3 separate regions of the Homo sapiens genome follow, and regions 2 and 3 are each linked to region 1. The links are chromatin contacts, found by Hi-C or POLR2A ChIA-PET in ENCODE. All regions are on one chromosome and are shown on one strand. Each heading gives the region's core, a stretch centred on a gene start or an enhancer-like site at or near the end of the contact. The rest is flanking DNA. Distances are from core to core; before and after follow the strand shown.

Region 1 (3,098 bases), core at 147-2,646:
AGGTACAAGCTGGTCATGGAGTTTTTGTGTGTAATAAAAGCACATCTCCTCGGCTGCGTGGTGGACGTGTGTTGATCTGTGTGAAGATGGGAATGTCAGGTTTGTCTTCGAGCCTGCCTGCTGGTTTGTGCAGGGCTGTCAAGGCCATCTGCCTGGAGCACTGATAGAGAAACAGTCTGCTGCATGTGGCTAGGTGTCTAGTGATAGAACCTTTCTTTCCCCTGGCTCATTTGTTATCATAGCTGGATGTTGAGACCTGGCAACAGGAACAGCCTGTGGTGTTACATACGTGGACGAAGGAATCTGCCCACAACTATGAAAATAATTGCCATGAGGTATCCGTCTTTGTTAGCCCAGGGGCAACCTATTTTGAAGTGGAATTCGATGACAGGTGTGAAACTGAAAAAAGGTAAGACTTCTATATTCTTTCACCCCCAAGCGCTAATAGGTCAGCAATGAGAGAAGGAAGCTAATAGAGGTTATGCCTTCACAGGTATGATTATCTGGAATTTACCGACGCTAGAGGTCGGAAAACACGCTATGACACAAAAGTTGGCACTGATAAATGGCCCAAGGTGAGTGATAGTCCCAGAAAGAGGTACCTACTTCTGCACCAATGCTTTTCCTTTTGTCAGCCTTCAGGGGGCAGTAGAGGTAAGGTCTTTGAAGGGAGGCATTTATGTTACACGTTTGTGAAAGGAAGGATTTATATCAGAGTTTGACCAGCTATAGTCTGTCACCTGTTTTGTAAACAAATTTTTTTGGAACACAGCCATGCCTGTTTATCATTTATAGCTGCTTTGGCACTGCAGTGGCAGAGTTGAGTAGTTGCAGCAGACAGCGTTGTCTAGAGTAAATGAAGAGCCTTCATCCTTAGCAAGAAGTGCTGGTGGGTCTAGGAGGATGGCCCAGACCATGTGATGGAAGCCAAGAGTCTGCCTCACAGTTAGAGCTGCTTGAGCTCTTGGGCTGGAGGTTTAGTACTGCCTCAGACTGTTGACCTTCTCTCCATGGTCAGTGGTCTTGGCAGGAGCAGAGGCATGGAAATGTGACCACTGGCTGAGTCGGTAGTGGACAGATGGTCACCCCAGGTGTAGAAAGCTGAGCAGCAGTATTCTGCCAACTCTCCTTCTTCATGGGGTGTGGCTGTGAATGGTCTGTTTCCGTCACCCCTTTGTACATTTCTCCGTTAGTCATTTTGGACATGTGGAAATAGAGATCAATTTTAAACTGAGATGTTTCTCGTCATGAAGAGCATGCTGATTTCTGAAGCACTCCTCCTCTAATCTGTCTGACCACATGATTTCTGTTTGTCTCTAGAAAGTGACCTTCAAGGCCGGTCCTCGGTTGCAGTTCCTCTTTCACTCTGACAGCAGTCACAACGAATGGGGCTACAAATTCACTGTCACTGCCTGTGGGCTGCCCGATGTTGCCGTGTCTTGGGGGCTGGATTTACAGCTCCTCGTCTCCCGGCTGATGGGACGCCTGGCTTCCCAGTGCATGGCGCTCAAGTCTGTGCGCCGTAAGTGCACATCCCTGTGCTTTCCCTTCTTACAACCACGGTGAAGTGCAAGATGCGCGCTTGCCCTCTTGTAGGTCGTTTCCACGTAATGGCAGGGGGTTAATAATACGCCTTTTCAGTTTCCTTTAAACCGAAAGAATAAAGTGTCCACTCAATACCATTGTCACGAAGCTTTTTGCCTTAGACTTTGGAACATAGCAGGAAGGCTGCCATGGGTTCTCTGTCTATGGAGGATAACAGCTTTTTTTTTTGGCAACATTGTCATTTTTTTGCAAGTAGGTGTAGGTATAGTCCAACCAAAAGGCAGGAGTATAGAATAAGTTGATTGCATATCCTTTAAATATGTGAATATTTATGTAAATATATGTAGATATGTGACTATGGATTTTGTTTTAAAGTGATTCATTCAGGGCTGAGCAAGGTGGCTCATGCTGGTAATCCCAGCACTTTAGGAGGCCAAGGTGGGAGGATTTCTTGATCCCAGGAGTTTGAAACCAGCCTGGGCAGCATAGTGAGATCCCTATCTTTACCAAAAAAAATGTAAAAATTAGCCAGGTGTGGTGGCATATGCCTTTTGTCTCAGCTACTTGGGAGGCTGAGGCAGGAGGATCACTTGAGCCCAGGAGTTAGAGGCTGCATGCAGTGAGCTGTGATCATACTGCTGCACTCCAGTCTGGGTAACAGAGAGAGACTCTTGTCTCTTAAAACAAAAGGAAAAAGATGTGTTCAGTATAATTGTTTATTTAATTCTTCCAGGGAACAAGAATTACAGAATAAAACTTTCTACTGTATTTTATTTCTTGATCATTTCTTGAGTTTTTCCAGTTTTAGAAGTAAAATATAGAAAAATTACATAGTGGAAAAAAACAAAGGAAAATAGAATCATCCTTAATCCTAACACTCAGAAGTAACTGATTTTTTTAATATTTCTCCAAGAAAGAAAGAAATAGCTATTAGCATTTTTATTTCCACCTATTCTTTTCTCTTTGCCTATTCTAAACACATCTATGCTGGATATTTATTATTTGCTACAGAATTAAGTTTACAAATTGTGAATGTTTTTCCATAATTAAATGTTCCTGAATGGCCTCGTGTTATATGCCAGAAATGGTTCATATCCTATTTTCAGCTTACTATAAACAGATTAGTCATTTCCAAGGTACCTTGTAACTGAAGTTGTTCCACAGAGCAGCAGTATTTCAGGACTTGGTGGTTTAGCTTAATCTGTGGTATGTGTTTACAAAGTATCACAATTACATTCTGGTATGTGGGTAAACTTTCTCTAAGTTTTAATAGTATCCATGGTTTTTTTTAACCTTTTCTTTCTCATTTCAAAGATTCTCAATATATTAAGGCAAAAATAGAACTGTCATATGTCTTCTTCTCTTTCTAGAGTTAGGAAGTAACATGGTAGTACCTCAGGCAAAAATGGCATTAGTCCTAAGCTCCCCACTGTGGAAACCTGTCTTCAGGCATCAGGTTTGTCCAGAGTTGGAATTAGAAGCAAGCTGGCCCACTCACCCACACCGGAATAGTAAGGAGGTATTTACTCTTCCGTTTTCTTTCTATTTAGACT
Region 2 (2,888 bases), core at 189-2,688, 310 kb after region 1:
CAGGACAGCCCAGTTCTCCTGGGTAACGTGGATGGTGAGAATGTTGAGGCTGTCCCTGGAATCTGCCGTCTCCCTGGACTGGGCCTGGGTGGGGGCAAGAAGTTTGCAGTCAGGAGGCGCAGCTCTTGAGGCTGCCTTAATCAGGCTGAGGCAGCCACCCCCAAACCTCCAGTTCTTTTATTTATTTATTTATTTATGAGACGAAGTCACACTCTGTCCCCCAGGCTGGAGTGCAGTGGCGTGATCTCCGCTCACTGCAACCTCTGCCTCCCAGGTTCAAGCAATTCTCCTGCCTCAGCCTCCTGAGTAGCTGGGACTACAGGCACACGCCACCATGCCCGGCTAATTTTTGTATTTTTAGTAGACACGGGGTTTCACCATATTGATCAGGCTGGTCTCAAAGTCCTGACCCCAGATGATCCACCTGCCTCAGCCTCCCAAAGTGCTGGGATTACAGGCGTGAGCCGCCGCGCCCGGCCTCCAAACCTCCAGTTCTGACTGACCCACAGGATAGGGGCACCAGCGTACTCTTCTCAGGAACTAAGGCCAGGCAGGGCAGGCCCCCTGGGTGGCCCACGAGGAAGCCAGCACTGCCCCCAACAGAACCAACCCCAACGCTGGTGGTTTTCTGGCCTCCCCATCCCTGTCCCCATAAGAGAGCAGAGTTTTTATTAACCATCAGTATCACCCCTTCTTTGTCAGGGTGGGCAGCAGGCAGAGAGGGGTTGCATTTAACCATTTCCTGCCTGGTGCTGTGTAGAAGCAGAGGTTGGGCAAATGTCTTCCCCATAATCCAGAGTCTGGGCTAGGAATCTGCCGGCCAGACAGGGAGCTTGTGAGTGCAGGCAACTGGAATGGGAAGGGTGCTGGGCAGGCAGGGAGAAGACGAGGAACATCAGCCAGCTCAGCTTTGCAACCTCCCCTCCCACTCAGGCTCCTGGTCACCAGCCCCAGAACCAAGAGGACACCAGGGCCCCTCCATCGATGTTCCCTTGTCCAGGATGAAATCCTTTGCCATCCTGTAGGTAAGTCAGCCCCAACTCCAGGGAATGCTCCCCAGGACCCCCTTTCTAGCAAAATCCCCCTCATCTAAACTCAAACCATTCCAACCCCAGCCCTGCCTCATCCAGCCCGTTCACCCCTAGACTCCAGCATAACCCACAGCAAGATTCCATCCCAATGCCCAGTCCCACCCCAACCCAATCCTAATCCCCAGCCACCTTTCCTGACACAGTCCTAGCAACAGAAATGATACCTACAGCGTATTGCGTGCCCACCCTGTGCCCGGCAGTCCTCTGAGTCATTCTGTTTTCATCCTCAAAACCGCGCCATTTATAAGAGAGGAAGCTACAGTTCAGAGAATGTAGGTCTTTTGGTTGCCAGTATGACAAAGTTCACACTTTTAGTGTTGGTGGCTGATTCGAAACTCTAGCCCTTCCTGATGCAAGTCATCACACCTCAGTGCAATTCACCCCCTACATATTCAGTCTAACTGTGGCCACCCTAGTAACTAGCATGGGGCCTGACATATATTAGGTACTCAATAAATGCCATTTGAATGAATGAATGAATGAATGAATGAATGAACCTGATTCACTCATTAAACTCTATCCATCCTACCCAGTCAAACTCAGGTCACAGATTTACTGACAACCTCTTGGCTATATATATATAAATAAATAGAATCCTTGTCTTGTCTGAGGCTGGGCGCCGTGGCTCACGCCTGTAATCTTAGCACACTGGGAGGCCAAGGCGGGTAGATCATTTGAGGTCCAGAGTTCGAGACCAGCCTGGCCAATATGATGAAACCCCATCTCTACCAAAAATACAAAAATCAGCCAGGCGTGGTGGTGCATGCCTACAATCCCAGCTATTTGGGAGGCTGAGGCAGAAGAATCGCTTGAACCCAGGAGGTGGAGGTTACAGTGAGCTGACATTGCACCACTGGACTCCAGCCTGGGCAACAGAGCAAGACTGTTTAAAAAAAAAAAATCCTGCCAGGCACGGTGGCTCATGCCTGTAATCCCAACACTTTGGGAGGCTGAGGTGGGCCGATCATGGGTCAGGAGATCGAGACCATCCTAGCTAACACGGTGAAATCCCGTCTCTACTAAAAATACAAAAAGAAATTAGCCAGGTGTGGTGACGGGCACACGTAGTCCCAGCTACTCAGGAGGCTGAGGCAGGAGAATGGCGTGAACCTGGGAGGCGGAGCTTGCAGTGAGCCGAGATTGCGCCACTGCACTCCAGCCTGGGCGACAGAGCAAGACTCTGTCTCAAAAAAAAAAAAAAAAAAAAAAAAAATCCTTGTCTGAGAGGCACTGAGTTGAACAGACTCAATCTCAGTCCAGCAGGGTTGACTGAGTGATTCCATGACTGAAAAATAAGACAGTATCCTGAGGCTGACAGTGGGGAGGACGAGGAAGGAGCTACCATTTCTGCCCCTGAGGCTGGGGGCAGTAAGATTCCCCAGGATGGGTCTGTGAGGCTGGGGGGTTCCTTGGTCCACACAGCCAGTCCCACGGTATCTTGCACATTCCTTGGCACTTACATACCCACCAGGCAGTGCTTCTCCACCCACCTGCCCGACCAAACCCACTGAGGAAAAGCAGCAGGCATCCGCTGTTGCTGGACGCCCATCACCACGCTCACAAGGCTGGGCACAGAGCAGACGTCAATGGGCACGTGTTGAAAGGGTCAGCAAATGAGCCCCGGGGATGGGCACTCGGCCCTGAACGTGTCCAGTCCTGACCTTGAAGGCCCCCGCTCTAGCTTTCTAGAGGCTTCTCTGAGTGGCCAACAGTTCCTCATGGGGGCCTGACCAAGGTGGCTCTGTGCCCTCTGACCTTGGCTTCGGGTCTCTGCCTCCCAGAGTCCCCTCCTCCTCC
Region 3 (2,994 bases), core at 278-2,777, 320 kb before region 1:
CAGGAGTTCGAGACCATCCTGGCTAACACGGTGAAACCCCATCTCTACTAAAAACACACACACACAAAAAAAATTAGCCGGGCATGGTGGCACGCACCTGTAGTCCCAGCTACTCAGGAGGCTGAGGCAAGAGAATCGCTTGAACCCGGGAAGTGGAGGTTGCAGTGAGCCAAGATCACGCCATTGCACTCCAGCCTGGGCAACAGAGCGAGACTCTGTCTCAAAAAACAAAAACAAAACCTGGTGGCCTAAAGGGCACCCCACCTCCTCCCGCCCCCTGCCCCACATGGCACGTAAAAAGGGGAAGAAAAACTCAAAAGCCCAAGTAGTCAGCAGTCTCTGCCAATGGCAGATCAAAACAGCAGTAAAAGATCTGCAACCAAACGAGATTTGATTTACATAAGTCTCATTTTGATCATATTTTCTCCAGCGTCTTACCCCACCCTGGACTCCCCCGGCAGGTGTCCCAAGCCCCTCCCCTCCAGTTTACTCCTAACCCATCTTGAGGGCCTGGGCTCCCAGTTCCCTCCCTCAAAGGATCCGTCGTCTTTCAGACCCTCCCTGAGAGCAGAGACTGGTTTACACCGCCTGGAATCCAGTCCAGCAGGTGGTGTCAGGAACTGTAACCGATGGCATGTTCGCCAACACTGGGGTCCTGCAGGCAGAGCTGGAACTGGCCACTGGGACCCAAGCCCTCTGTGCGCTGCCCAGACCCACGCTCAGAGCCTGTGACTTCAGGACCCTCATCTAGAAGCTCCTGGAAGTTGGCCCAGAAGGATCTGCCCAGCACCCACCCACCCACCCCAGCCATGTCCAGTGGGAGCACAGGAAACGTCCCAGGGTCTGCAGAGGGATCCTACAGACCATTCTCTCTCCCATCTGCCTTCTTTTTTTGTTTGTTTGTTTTGTTTTGTTTTTTGAGACGGAGTCTCGCTCTTGTTGCCCAGGCTGGAGTGCAGTGGCGCGATCTCAGCTCACTGCAACCTCCGCCTCCCGGATTGCAGCGATTCTCCTGCCTCAGCTCCCGAGTAGCTGAGATTACAGGCATGTGCCACCACACCCGGCTAATTTTTTGTACTTTTAGTAGAGATGGGGTTTCACCATGTTGGCCAGGCTGAGCTCCTAACCTCAGGTGATCCACTTGCCTCGGCCTCCCAAAGTGCTGGGATTACAGGCGTGAACCACCGCCCCGGCCTCCTTGTGCCTTCTTTGTCATTGTAATTAACTGCTGGGGATACCTTTTGTTAACGGTAGAAAGTTATGCAAATGACCGAAACTGGTATTGTTATTACTAAGAGGCGCTGGGTTTCAAAATCACTTTGAATATTCTAGCACCGAATCTTGTCTGTCCTGTGCCTGGGGGCCTGCACACACTGTCTTTTTCCTCCTTTGTGAACGGCAGGGTTGAGGCCTTCCTGTTCGAGAAGTGGGTGGTTTGCCAAGCTACCTGGGGTGTACATAGAACTTGAACTTTGGAGTCAGACTGGCAAAGGCTGGCTGCTTCCCCTGCGCCTTGGTTACCGTTTGTCCTTACACAAGTCACTTGGCTTCTTGGAGTCTCAGTTTTGTCATCTGTGGAAGAGGAGTGAACACCCTCCTTAGAGACAGCTGCCACGGTGACCATCTGCGAGCTGATGGAGGTAGAGTTCCTGGTGCCCTTTAGGGTGGCAGTTGTGTCGGTACTCCCGAGGACCAGGACCAGGTGGCCGTGGCTGTCTGGAACTGCTACGGAAGAACGGGCAAGGCTGCCAGATTTCGCAAATAAAAATACATGCACACGGTTAAATTTGAATTTCAAATAAGCAGCTAAATTTTGTTGTATAATTATATCCCATGCAGTATTTGGAATATACTTATACTGAAAAATTAGTCGGGCGTGATGGCTCACGCCTGTAATCCCAGCACTTTGGGAGCCCAAGGCGGGCAGATCACCTGAGGCCAGGAGTTCGAGACCAGCCTGGCAAACATGGCAAAATCCTATCTCTACTAAAAATACCAAAATTGACCGGTGTGGTGCTGCACATCTGTACTGCCACCTACTTGGGAGGCTGAGGAACGAGAATTGCTTGAACCCGGGAGGCAGAGGTTGCAGTGAGCCTCAATCGTGCCACTGCACTCCAGCCTGGGCAACAGAGCGAGACTCTGTTTCTAATAACAATAATAATAATAATAATTCCTTATCTGAAATTAAATTTAACTAAGTGTCCTTTTTCTCTTTCTTTCTTTTTTTCTTTTTGAGACAGGGTTTTACCCTGTCACCCAGGCTAGAGTGCAGTGGTGTAATCATGGTTCACTGCAGCCTCGACCTCCTGGGGTCAGGTGATCCTCCCACCTCAGCCTCCCAAGTAGGTAGGACTACAGGTGCAAGCCACCATTCCCAGCTACTTGTTGCTTTTTTAAAAATTTTTGGTACAGATGGGGTTTCGCCGTGTTGTCCAGGCTGGTAACTGAGTGTTACTGTATTTTATCTGGCTATCCTAAGAAAAGAGGTTAAAGTGCTTAGAATGGGGGTTCTTGCTGCCCCTGAGAGATATCTTCATTTGGGATTGGCAACTGTGGGAGAGAGAGGGCAAGAGCCACTGGAATAAACATGGGCCAGGGAGGCTGAGGCAGGAGAATCCTTTGAACCTGAGAGGCGGAGGTTACAGTGAGCTGAGATTGCGCTACTGCACTCCAGCCTGGGTGTCAGTGTGAGACTCTGTCTCAAAGAAAGAAAGAAAGAAAGAAAGAGAAAGAGAGAGAGAGAGAGACAGAGAGAGAGAAAGAAAGAAAAAAGGAAGGAAGGAAGGAAGGCAGGAAGGAAGGAAGGAAGGAAGGAAGGAAGGAAGGAAGGAAGGAAGGAAGGAAGGAAAGAAGGAAGGAAGGAAGGAAGATGGGCCAAAGGAGGAGAAGGATCTAGAATACCAAGGCCTGGAGAGGGCAATGACCTCCTGGCCTGGTTCACTACCTGCTGATCTCAAGCCAGCAGCAAACACACTCTGGAAGCCTGGATGG

The links. Hi-C counts contacts between places; a loop is a spot of excess contacts on that map. ChIA-PET counts read pairs that join two places held with the same protein, here RNA polymerase II (POLR2A). Pooled maps may share reads with other maps.
Region 2: a map with no recorded cell type shows a loop between it and region 1 (11-fold over the local background). The contact joins two enhancer-like sites. A Hi-C loop is called at or near these places in 2 of 37 single-sample maps with no recorded cell type and 3 of 50 pooled maps.
Region 3: a map with no recorded cell type shows a loop between it and region 1 (12-fold over the local background). The contact joins two enhancer-like sites. A Hi-C loop is called at or near these places in 13 of 37 single-sample maps with no recorded cell type and 4 of 50 pooled maps. POLR2A ChIA-PET finds 5 or more read pairs at or near these places in 1 of 52 experiments (OCI-LY7).

The regions. Positions count from the first base shown.
Region 1 is chr17:4,072,574-4,075,671 of GRCh38, reverse strand. ZZEF1 (zinc finger ZZ-type and EF-hand domain containing 1) reads left to right here. Exons shown (of 55, transcript NM_015113.4): 22 at 243-409; 23 at 494-575; 24 at 1,321-1,522; 25 at 2,916-3,064. Among named protein-coding and RNA genes, the nearest start is that of ZZEF1, 69 kb to the left of the region's middle. Within about 2 kb of position 1,396, at least 8 of the 41 ENCODE cell types and tissues checked have a DNase peak (open chromatin) inside an H3K27ac peak, as active enhancers do.
Region 2 is chr17:3,762,006-3,764,893 of GRCh38, reverse strand. It overlaps ITGAE (integrin subunit alpha E), which reads left to right. Exons shown (of 31, transcript NM_002208.5): 3 at 934-1,025. Among named protein-coding and RNA genes, the nearest start is that of ITGAE, 38 kb to the left of the region's middle. RefSeq lists an enhancer at 1,116-1,215. Within about 2 kb of position 1,438, at least 4 of the 41 ENCODE cell types and tissues checked have a DNase peak (open chromatin) inside an H3K27ac peak, as active enhancers do.
Region 3 is chr17:4,394,649-4,397,642 of GRCh38, reverse strand. No RefSeq gene overlaps it. Among named protein-coding and RNA genes, the nearest start is that of UBE2G1, 29 kb to the right of the region's middle. RefSeq lists enhancers at 409-1,178, 1,516-1,595, 1,179-1,949. Within about 2 kb of position 1,527, at least 6 of the 41 ENCODE cell types and tissues checked have a DNase peak (open chromatin) inside an H3K27ac peak, as active enhancers do.